Regions from separate parts of the Homo sapiens genome. Here region 1 is linked to region 2. A link is a contact called in ENCODE POLR2A ChIA-PET data. All regions are on one chromosome and are shown on one strand. The core of a region is the stretch at or near the end of the contact, and the rest is flanking DNA. Distances in the headings are between cores, read along the strand shown. Region 1 has its middle 33 kb from the start of TMEM270. Region 2 holds the start of STX1A (syntaxin 1A).

Region 1 (5,506 bases), core at 892-3,391, 180 kb before region 2:
CTTTTTAAACAATTTAAAAATTTAAACTTGATAATGAGGTATAGGGAGGTGAGGTGGGAAAAGGAGGCATCTAGGAAGAGAGCTGTGTTCCTGTGGGGAAGCAGGAGGATGGAGATGGTGCAGGTGGAGATGAAGACAGTGGAAGAGGAGCTTGAGGTTGGGGCAGTCACCGAGTCTCCTTTGAACCTGACTTTCCAACATCTGGGACATCTCAGTGGAGAAGGCCTACAGAGCTGGCTGAAAGACTGAAGCCTTCAATAAGGATGAAGGGTCCTAAACACAAGGCCAAAGAGCTCAGAATTTTCTTGTGGATAAGATGATGGGGAGCTGTTGGCAGCTTTATGCAGAGAAGTGACACAATCAGGTTTAGAAGAATTATTTGAGCAGGAGGGAGGAGATTGGCTCAAGCAGAGAGACACTGCAGGCAGGGAGACTTAGGATTAAGAATTTAAATGTTCCCTTAGAGGCCAGGATCTGAGCAGCGGCCAGGCCAGGAAATGGGGTCATAGAGCAGACCTCAGTTAGCAACTGACCCAGGCTAAGTGTCACAGGTGGATCTCACTTCATGCAAGTGGAGTCTTGACAAGCTGAGTCATAAATGACACTTATGTTGATACTTTAGGCCAAATTCTGCTTTCAATGACTCAATCCAAAAAAGAAATTAAGAAAAAACAATTCCATCTACAGTAGCAACAAAAAATAAAATACTTAGGAAAAAATGTTTTAAAAGAAGCATAATACTTGTACACCGAAAGCTACAAAATATCATTAAAAAATTAAAGATCTAAATAAATGGAAAGACATCCCATGTTTGTGGATTAGAGGCTTGTTATTGTTAAGATGACAATTCTACCCAAAGCTGATGACAATACTACCAAAAACAGATTCAATGCAATGCCTATCAAAATCCCAGTGGTGTATTTGCAAAAATGGAAAAAATCCATTCTAAAAATCAGATGGAATTTCAAGGAACATCAAATAGCCAAAACAATCTTGAAAAAGAACATTTGGAGGACCTACACTTCCTAATTTCAAAACTTACTACAAAGCTACAGTAATTAAGACAATGTGTTACTGGCATAAACATAGACATATAGATCAATAGAATCGAATTGAGAAATAAACCATTACAATTGTGGTAAATTGATTTTTGACAGCAGTGTCAAGACCATTTAGTGGGGAAAGAATAGTCTGTTTAACAGATGGTGGTGAGACAACTGGATATCCACATGCAAAAGAATGAAGTTTGACCCCTACCTCACACCATATATAAAAATTAACTCAAAATGGAGTGAAGATCTAAATGTAAGAGCTAAAACAAGAAAACTCTTAAAAGGCAACATCGTGGTAAATCTTCGTGACCTTAGACCTGGCAATGGTGTCTTCGATATGATGCCAAAAGTACAAGCAACCAAAGAAAAAATAGACAAATTGGATTTCATCAAAATTGAAAACTTTTGTGCTTCAAAGGACACTATGAAGAAAATGAAAAAGACAACCCACAGAATGAGAGAAAATATTTGCAAATCTTATCTTAAATGACTTGAGACTATGTTAAATGAAAAGCTCTTCTTGGAAACTTCTTCATAGTGGGGGTGGAGGGGGAAAGAGCCTACCCCAATGTACAGCATGCAGGCATCCTGCCCTGCCCTTTGTGGAATGAGTTTACCCAAAGAGGATCTGCTCATATAGGAAATTGGGGAAGTTAAAGTGGGGGAGGGTGGGAGGAAGGAGAGACACTTGCCCCCAGGGCAGCCACAGTTCTCTGGGAACTTGCTCACAAATTCCCTGAATTCCCCCAAATTAATTTTAGAATGAGTCCTCGAAACCCAAGGAGGCCAAGGGACGGCCCGGCGCCAGTTTGGGCAGCTCTCAGAAAGGGGACAGCATGAGGGAGAGGCCGTCTGGCCTGGCCTCGTTTCCCAGCCAGGCCCCATCCATGGGAAGGTCACGAGAGGCACGAGCCGGGGCCAACCCCCGTGCAGGGCGCGGGCGCAGGCAACAGGCCAGGAGGTCCTGGGGCCTGAGGTCTCCATTCCCACTGACATCAGTGCAAGGTGTCAGGGGGCCTGAATCATCGGGGCTGGGGCCAGCCCCCCTCCCTGGGGGTTGTGGGGAGAGCATAGCAGAGGCATGAGGCAGCCCCAGCCAGGCGGGCGGCCCTAGGCTGGGCTGGCCCGGTGACTGCTTTATAGAATTAGTGAGTGGGACTCACCACAGGGGGGAGGTGGAAATGTCATCGTCCTGGATTCCAACAGGCTGTACTCCCCCTCTTTCTGATTCACAAAATTAATTTCAATGGCTAGAGAGGAGTCTGGCAGCAGGGCCAAGGGGTCATAAACACGGGGAATATTAATAGCTTCAGCCAGGCTGCCTGAGGGGCTGGGGGGCCCTCCAGAGGGACTGATTTATTTAGTCTCCTCATTAATGATGTGGAAAGACAAGAGTTTGCCCGAGCCTGAGGCGGATACTGACCTACATCAGGGCAGGAATTGCCCATGCTAAGGACACACCACGGCGGACCATCCTCGGCTCTATCTCCCCCAGGCACTATTCCTCTTGGTTTTATCGTGGTGCCCTGGCTCTATATCCCAGCCAGGTGGGCCCAGGTGAGGCACCATTATTGAGCCATCTCAAAGCAGCAGACGGTGGGAGCTAGGCACACCAGGCGCATACCGTGGCCAGGTAAGGATCGATCTCCTTCCAGAGCTGAGATCTCAAGAATAATGCATATTCATGCATATGAACACACATGCTCAGACCTTTCCATGTTTCTGACGACAAGACCAGCCCTGCTTCCCCTCTCTCCAGCCGGTGGCTGGACATACAGGACCAAGTCAAGGTGTAGAGTACCCAGCCATCCCAGACTGGCACATGATAGAGTGAGCCAGGTGCAGCAGGAATATACATTCCAGGTAAGGATGGGCTCCTTCCTGAACAAGGACCCTAGCCTCCTTAGCCCTCCACCCCAACCTCACCCTGCCATTAATCAACCTTATATGTCACTCCCAAATCTAGGGATATTTAACACTGGGAGTTCAGGGAAATTCTACACACATGTGCATGCAGAATATATACAACACCTGTTCCCCAACACACTTGGCAGAGCCCCATTCTAGGGCATAGCTTGGCCTGCTAAGGGGAACAGAAACCAGGGCAGCTGGCACGCTCTGGCCCTTCCCAAGTCCCCGGGTCCTGAGAACATCATTCCAAACTACCCTTGGGGCCCCAGAGTCTGAGGTCACAGACCAAGGAGTCTGTGAAGAGGGTCAGCTGGCAGTGGCTTGGGGAGATCCAGTTGGGAGGCGTGCCCAGGGCCCACGCAGACGGGCTGGGGGAGCCTCCCCTGGGAAGCCCTCCACTCCCAGCTGCACACTCCTGGCTGCCAGCGCTGGGACAGACACAGACGGACTGGGCCTGGCAGCAGCTGCAGCTGGGAGCCTGCCGAGTCCTGGGCTGGAATGAAGGAGAAACCTGTCCAGCGATGAGATCAAGGCAATGGCACAAGTGTCCCCCCCAGGGAGCCGAGCTCTGTGTCCCAGGACATTCCAAACTCTGTGAACAAAACATGGGATGGGAGGCTAGCCAGGCTGGGCCAGGGCCAGGTGGCCCCCCACCCCTCCCATCAACGGATGGTTTTGCAGGGGGAGCCCAGCCTCCTCCTGCGGGGGCTGTCCCGGCCCAGCAGTGGGACCGGCTGGGAACGCAGCATGCACTGCCAGGAATACTGCCCACACAAGTCGCCTGGGGACGCCGCATCCAGACACCTGCCACGTTCCCTCGGCAGGGTGCCACGTGTGGTCATCTGCCTGAACCCGATGCTGCATGGGGTGCTGTAGGTGACCCATGCTGCACATCCTCCTGCTTGGCTCTGTTTAACTTAGCAAACACCTTCGAAGCCACGATCGTATTTAATAACACCTGATGGAGACCCGGTCTGGCTGGTTTCCCCCATTTTATAGGAAACTGGGGCCCAACGTGCAGTTTGCTGGGGGCCACACGGTTATCAAGTGCTGATGCAGGATTCTCACCCAGGATTGCTGCCTCCCCAGCTCAATTCTTGCAGTTACACTTTGTGCTGGTAGTCGGAGTCCACCAAGACTCTGGGCTCAGCCTCCCTGACCGAAACCCTAATTCCACAGCAGCACCTCTAAAATCAGCAGGTTCAATGCCTTGATTCTATAAATGGGTAAAGTGGGGGAAAAAGGGACAAGGCCTTGCCAAGTTCATAGAGCATCAGAGGTGAAAGTGGAATTCAGCTTCAGATGTTGATGCTCGTAGGAACGTGAGCCAGGCATGATTCCAGGACAGCTGGAAGGCAGCCAATGTGCATGGCTCAGAGAGCCGGGGAGTGGAGAGAAATCGTGGTGGCTTCCTGGAAGAGGTGTACTGCCCCCCAAGCAAGGCCTCTGTGAAGCCCACTCAAGTGACCCTACGTAGAGACAGTCACAGATCAACAGAAGGAAAATTACAGGCTAGGCTCATGCATGTAATCCTAGCACTTTGGGAGGCTGAGGTAGGAGGATCACTTGAGACCTGGAGTTTGAGACCAGCCTGGGCAACATAGCAAGATCCCATCTCTTATAAAAAAAAAAAGAAAGAAAGAGAGAAAGAAAGAAAGAAAGAAAGAAAGAAAAGAAGGAAGAAAGAAAAGAAAGAAAGGGAAAGAAAGAAAGAAAGAAAGAAAGGAAGAAAGAAAGAAAGAAAGAAAGAAAGAAAAGGAAAGAAAAGAAAAAGGGAAAGAAAGAGAAAAAGGAAGAAAAAAGAAAGAAAGAAAAGAAAAGAAAAGAAAAGGAAGGCAGGAAGGCAGGAAGGCAGGAAGGAAGGCAGGCAGGCAGGCAGGAAGGAAGGAAGGAAAGAAAGAAAATTAGCCGGCGTGGTGGCACGACCCTGCAGTCCCAGCTACTCAGGAGATTGAGGTGGGAGGATCATTTGAGCCCAGAAGTTTGAGGCTACAGGGAGCTATGATCACACCACTGCACTCCAGCCTGAGTCAGAGATTGAGATACCATATCTATTTTAAAAAAAAAAATTCTTCTTTGCAATGGCAAAGAAGAATGAGAGGCTACGGGGGTGAGCTGTAACTGCCTGTGTAACCTCAAAACTGTCCCTTCCCCTCCCCGGGCCTCAGTGGCCTCATCAATACAATAGGGACACGGGATGTTGGCTGTGGCCAGATCACACAGTGACTCTTGCCAGCTCAGCCACTCCTGCAGCAGGGTTCTGAGGACTGGCTCAGGGCTGCCCAGATACTGGCCATGGCTTAGGAGCCCCCAAGTCCAAGTGGGGTGCCTGAGGAGGAAAGAGGCAGGCTACTGCCTGCTAAGCTGGGATGTGAGGTCTGAGGAGGAGCCCAGTGAAGGCCAGAGATAGGGTCGGTGCTGCAGGAGGGGCTGGAGGAACAGCTAGCAGACAGAGGGGAGGAGGCCTAGGCGTGGACGGCCGGGGTCAGCAGCAAGGATTATATTGTGTAAACGATAGGAAACTGAGGGGATTAGGCGGGACA
Region 2 (5,002 bases), core at 2,496-4,995:
GGATTACAGGCATAAGCCACCATGCCCGGCCAATACTTTTTAAATGAAGGAATGAAGCCTGGGTATGGTAGCTCATGCCTGCAATCCCAGAAATTTGGGAGGCCGAGGTGGGTGGATCACCTGAGGTTAGGAATTCGAGACCAGCCTGGCCAAGGTGGAGAAACTCCATCTCTACTAAAAATACAAAAAATTAGCCAGGTGTGGTGGCACATGCCTGTAATCTCAGCTATCTGGGAGGCTGAGGCAGGAGAATTGCTTGAACCCGGGAGGCGGAAGTTGCAGTGAGCCAAGATTGTGCCATTTTACTCCAGCCTGGATGACAAGAGTGAAACTCGGTCTCTAAATAAATAAAGGAATGATAATCTGGCCCTCGATGGGCTTCCCTTTTCTGCACAATAGTTTAGCATCCAAGGCCTCCCCCTTCCTTGGGCTCATCCCCCACCTATGTCCACCCAAGTGCCACAGCAGGCTCCTGAGGTGCTCCCGGTAGAGTGCTCCATTTTAGAGAGCTCCCCACCCCCACCCCTGCCCCAGCATCCTTCCTTTGTCCACTCCCTGCTGCAATCCCACTGCAACACCCTGTTCGAATGTCACCACCTCTGGGAAGCCACCCTGGTTCCCTCACCTACCAAAACCATGTCTGTCTCCCCCACTGCAGTGGGAACATCTTGAGTGCAGAACAGTGGCCCCAGAGCATGGTTTCCCATTTAATGTTTGATGAATGAATGAATGATTAAATGAGGAAAAGACTTAGCAGAAAAACAGAGTTTAAAGAGAAGGGCAAGCCCGGGTGCAGTGCCTCACACCTGTAATCCCAGCACTTTGGGAGGCCAAGGCGGGTAGATCATTTGAGGTCAGGAGTTCAAGACCAGCCTGGCCAACATGGTGACGCCCCATCTCTACTACAAATACAAAAATTAGCTGGGCGTGGTGGCGGGTGCCTGTAATCCCAGCTGCTCAAGAAGCTGAGGCAGGAAAATCACTTGAACATGGGAGGTGGAGGTTGTAGTGAGCCTGGATTGCACCACTGCACTGCAGCCTGGGTGACAGAAAGAGACTCAGCCTTAAAAAAACAAACAAACAAAAAAAAGAAGTGAAAGGCACACTTTTTTTTTTTTTTTAAGAGATGGAGTCCAGGCTGGTCTTAAACTCCTGGCCTCAAGCAATCCTCCCTCCTGGGCCTCCCAAAGTGCTGGATTACAGGCATGAGCCACTGTGCCTGGCCACATTTATTTCTTTATTCATTTTTCATGCTACTATTTAATATGCGTCTCAATGAGTGATGCTTGGTGTGACACCAGGGCTCTCAGAGGGCAGGAGCTGAGCCTCCCTTTCCTGCCCTCTCCCTAAGGGGCCAGACACTGGGCTCTGGGGGCATACCTGTGACCCACCCCACTGACTCACCCTGCAGGCTAGACCAGGAGTCAGGCAGACTCCCCTGTCACTTGTCATCTCTGGGCAAGTTCCTCTAGCACTTACCTCCTTACTTTTCCTCTGTGAAGTGGGGCGCCATCAATGCCCATTCTGCAGGGCACCCAAAGTTGAAGCCGGGACAACTGGAACAGGGTGTGGCTGTTCCCTCTGCCAGGCCACATCGGACCGTCTTGGGCCAGATTTTCCAGGGAAGAAGGGAAAGCTGGAACAGTGTCCCTAGCTTGCCTGGCAGCCAGCTAACCTGTGCCCATAGTCTGGGAGAGGTGCCAGGCCCAGACACACTGGGCAGCAGGGGGCTGGATTGGCTCCAGAGCTCCAATGCTTTGGCAGTCCTGGGGAAGGGAAGGGATGTGCTTGGCTTCAGGTCAAGAGGGTGTGGGCCACAGAAGTGACAGCTGGGGGTGGTGGAGGGCACAGCGGGCTTATGGGGGTGTGTGCGAGACCACTGTTGCAACAAGATGCTGGCAGGGACCTTCAAAAGAACATCTGCTGTTGACTGGCCTCCCCACTCCCACTCCTCCACAGGTTTTCCCATGAGTCCTAGAGGAAGCCAGGCCCCAGGCTTCTAGATAGAAAATAGAACCTACATTGGCCAAGTGTAATCCCAGTGCTTTGGAAGCCCAAGCCAGGAGGATCGCTTGAGGCTAGGACTTTGAGACCAGCCTGGGCAACATGAGGAGACCCCGTCTTTACAAAAACGAAAAAAGAGAAAATAGAACCTCAGGCCTAGAGCCAGAGTTCAGGATTGGGGATGCAGGGAAAGGAGGAGAGGGGGGCCATAACTCAAATCTCTTTCCCAAAGATAGAGTAGTTCCTGGCTGGGTGCAGTGGCTCACACCTGTAATCCCAGCACTTTGGGAGGCTGAGGCAGGCAGATCACTTGAGGTCAGGAGTTCGAAACCAGCCTGGACAACATGGTGAAACCCCTTCTCTACTAAAAATACAAAAAAATTAGCCAGGCGTGGTTGTGGGTGCCTGTAATCTCAAGCTACTTGGGAGGCTGAGGCAGGAGAATTGCTTGAACTCGGGAGGTGGAGGTTGCAGTGAGCCAAGATCGTGCTACTGCACTCCAGACTGGGCAACAGAGTGAGACTCCGTCTCAAAAAAAAAAAAAAAAAATAGGCCGGGCACGGTGGCTCACGCCTATAAGCCCAGCACTTTGGGAGGCCGAGGCGGGAGAATCAAGAGGTCAAGAGTTTGAGACCAGCCTGCTCAACATGGTGAAACCCTGTCTCTACTAAAAAATACAAAAAATTAGCCGGGCGTGGTGGTGGGCACCTGTAATCCCAGCTACTTGGGAGGATGAGGCAGGAGACTCGCTTGAACCCAGGAGGCAGAGCTGAGATAGCGCCACTGCACTCCAGCCTGGGCGACAAGAGTGAAACTCCATCTCATAAATAAATAATCAAACAAACAAACAAACATAAAAAGATAGAGGAGTTCCTTCATCCTGCAGGAAAAAGGGGTGGGTCACGCAGCATCAGAGCTGTGAACTGAGAAATCCTAGGGAAAGAAGAGGCCAGTGCCTGAGTCCCTACTGGATGATGGGAGCAAGGGGGAAGGGTGGAGGCTCCCAGACTGGAACTCTCCAGGAGGTTTTTGGCTGGGGAACAGAAGGGAGAGCAGGAGGTCCCAAGGTAATGAAATGAAGGAGGGAGTTACAACCTTCAGCAAATTCTGGGGAAGTGAAGGGATCTGAGGATGAGGACCGGATTCTGGGACAGGGATGCTGAGCTGCTAAGTCGGGAAGAGGCTGGAAGCCAGGCACGGTGGCTCACGCCTGTAATCGCAGAGCTTTGGGAGGAGGGAGGATCGCTTGAGGACAGGAGTTCAAGACCAGCCTGAGTAACATAGCAAGACCCTGTCTCTACAAAATATTTGAAAATTATTCAGGAGTAGTGGCGAGCAACTCTAGTCCCAGCCACCCAGGAGACTGAGGCGGGAGGATTGCCTGAGCTCAGGAGCTCAAGGCTGCAGTGAGCTATGATTGCACCACAGCACTCCAGCCTGGGCGACAGAGCGAGACCCTGTCTCCAAAAATAATAAATAAAAAACGAGACAGGGCTGGGGCAGAGGAGGCAGCAGGGTCTCTGGGGACCCATCCCCGGGAGCGATCACGCGTGCGGAACGTCCAGGACGAGACCCCAGGGCTTCGATCCCCACGGGGCTGCTCGTGCGGGGTGGGGCGGGGTCTGGGCGGGGTCTGGGCGGGGCCCGGGCGGGGTGGGGCGGGGCCGGGGTCCCGGGGGCCGGGGCGGGGCCGGGCTGGCGCTGCGCAGCCGCGGGGCGGCCGTCGCGCATGCGGGGCTCACACGGCTGCAGCCGGCGCCGCTGCCACTCCCGGGAGCATGAAGGACCGAACCCAGGAGCTCCGCACGGTGAGTCCGGCCCCAGCGCGCGGCCGCCCGCCGCCCGCCGCCAGCGCCAACGCGCCGGACACTTCCCGCCCGGCTCCCGCGGCCAGGATGGTGGCCGCTCCTGCGCCCCCAGCCAGGGCTGAAGGGAGCGGGGCGAGCCAGGGACCTCGACCCCCCTCCGGGTTCCGCCCCTCGGACCCACTCGGGGTCAGGCTCGCGTGAGCTCGGCCGCGCTGACACGTGGACGGTCGGCTGGAGTCCGGGGTCCTGGATAAACTTTTCGGGGCCCTCTTGATTTGGGGGGTTCGGAGGGTATGATGGGGTTTTGGTGGCGGGACCTCTTCCCCCTCCCGCAGAGCAGGCCCTTTCTCTGGCCCCCTCACTGCCCCTCATCTCTGACCTCCCGTGCCCCCTCGGTGTAGACAGACGAGGGGACCGCGGTGGGAACCTCCTTGGTGTAGACAGACGAGGGGACCGCGGTGGGCCGGTGCCGGTCCCCTGCGCGGGGCCCCGCTGCGGGGCGCGCTGCGGAAACCTGATCGTCGGGTGGTGGCGGCCTCCTCGGGCCACCCTGGTCACCTGTGGCTCCCATCACCTGTGGCTCCCCCTCTGCTTGGTCGCAGTAGGGATCCACTGCCCGCCCCAGGTATGGGGGGGGGGGCGTCACACCCGCCCCCGGTCCACCTATCCACCTTCGGGCTTTCGGGCAGCACTGGCTGGCGTTTCCAGACCCTTCAGGGTTCCTTGCGACTTGGATCTATTTTTCTACCTGTATCTGGGAAACCCCTGGGGTGTGGCTCCTGGGGCGGGGTTTGGGGGGAGTAGGAGGATGCACAAACGTTCTGAGTCAGAGCCCACCTTCTCCCAGCCCAGAGACCCCTGCAGCCTGCGTGGGTCCCCTTCCCCTGGCCTCTGCCCTTAGGGATGAGGAGCCCAGGAGGATGGTGACCGGGAGTGGAGGACAGCGACGGAAATGAAGCCTCTCTGGGTGTGTCGGGGAGGGGGGGTGGATCAAGGCTCAAGACTAGATTGAGTCTCATCTGGTCATCTGGTCCCCTGGCTGGCCACCTGGCTGGCAGCCCTGCCTGCTGATCCCTGGGAGCACCCCCCACCCCGCTCCCTGGGCTAGGAACTAGAACCCTAAGGTCCCCTCCTATGGAAAATGTCAAGTGTCCTTTGGGCATTTGACCCCACGGCTTGTCTTCTCCACC

What was found. ChIA-PET counts read pairs that join two places held with the same protein, here RNA polymerase II (POLR2A).
Region 1: POLR2A ChIA-PET joins it to region 2 with 15 read pairs in BJ. The contact joins the enhancer-like site here to the promoter of STX1A in region 2. POLR2A ChIA-PET finds 5 or more read pairs at or near these places in 4 of 52 experiments (BJ, K562, MCF 10A and 1 more).

The regions. Positions count from the first base shown.
Region 1 is chr7:73,891,691-73,897,196 of GRCh38, reverse strand. No RefSeq gene overlaps it. Among named protein-coding and RNA genes, the nearest start is that of TMEM270, 33 kb to the right of the region's middle. Within about 2 kb of position 2,141, at least 12 of the 41 ENCODE cell types and tissues checked have a DNase peak (open chromatin) inside an H3K27ac peak, as active enhancers do.
Region 2 is chr7:73,718,412-73,723,413 of GRCh38, reverse strand. STX1A (syntaxin 1A) reads left to right here and starts at 3,745. Exons shown (of 10, transcript NM_004603.4): 1 at 3,745-3,812. The coding sequence starts at 3,783. RefSeq lists silencers at 3,630-3,829, 3,890-4,089, 4,100-4,159, 4,270-4,349.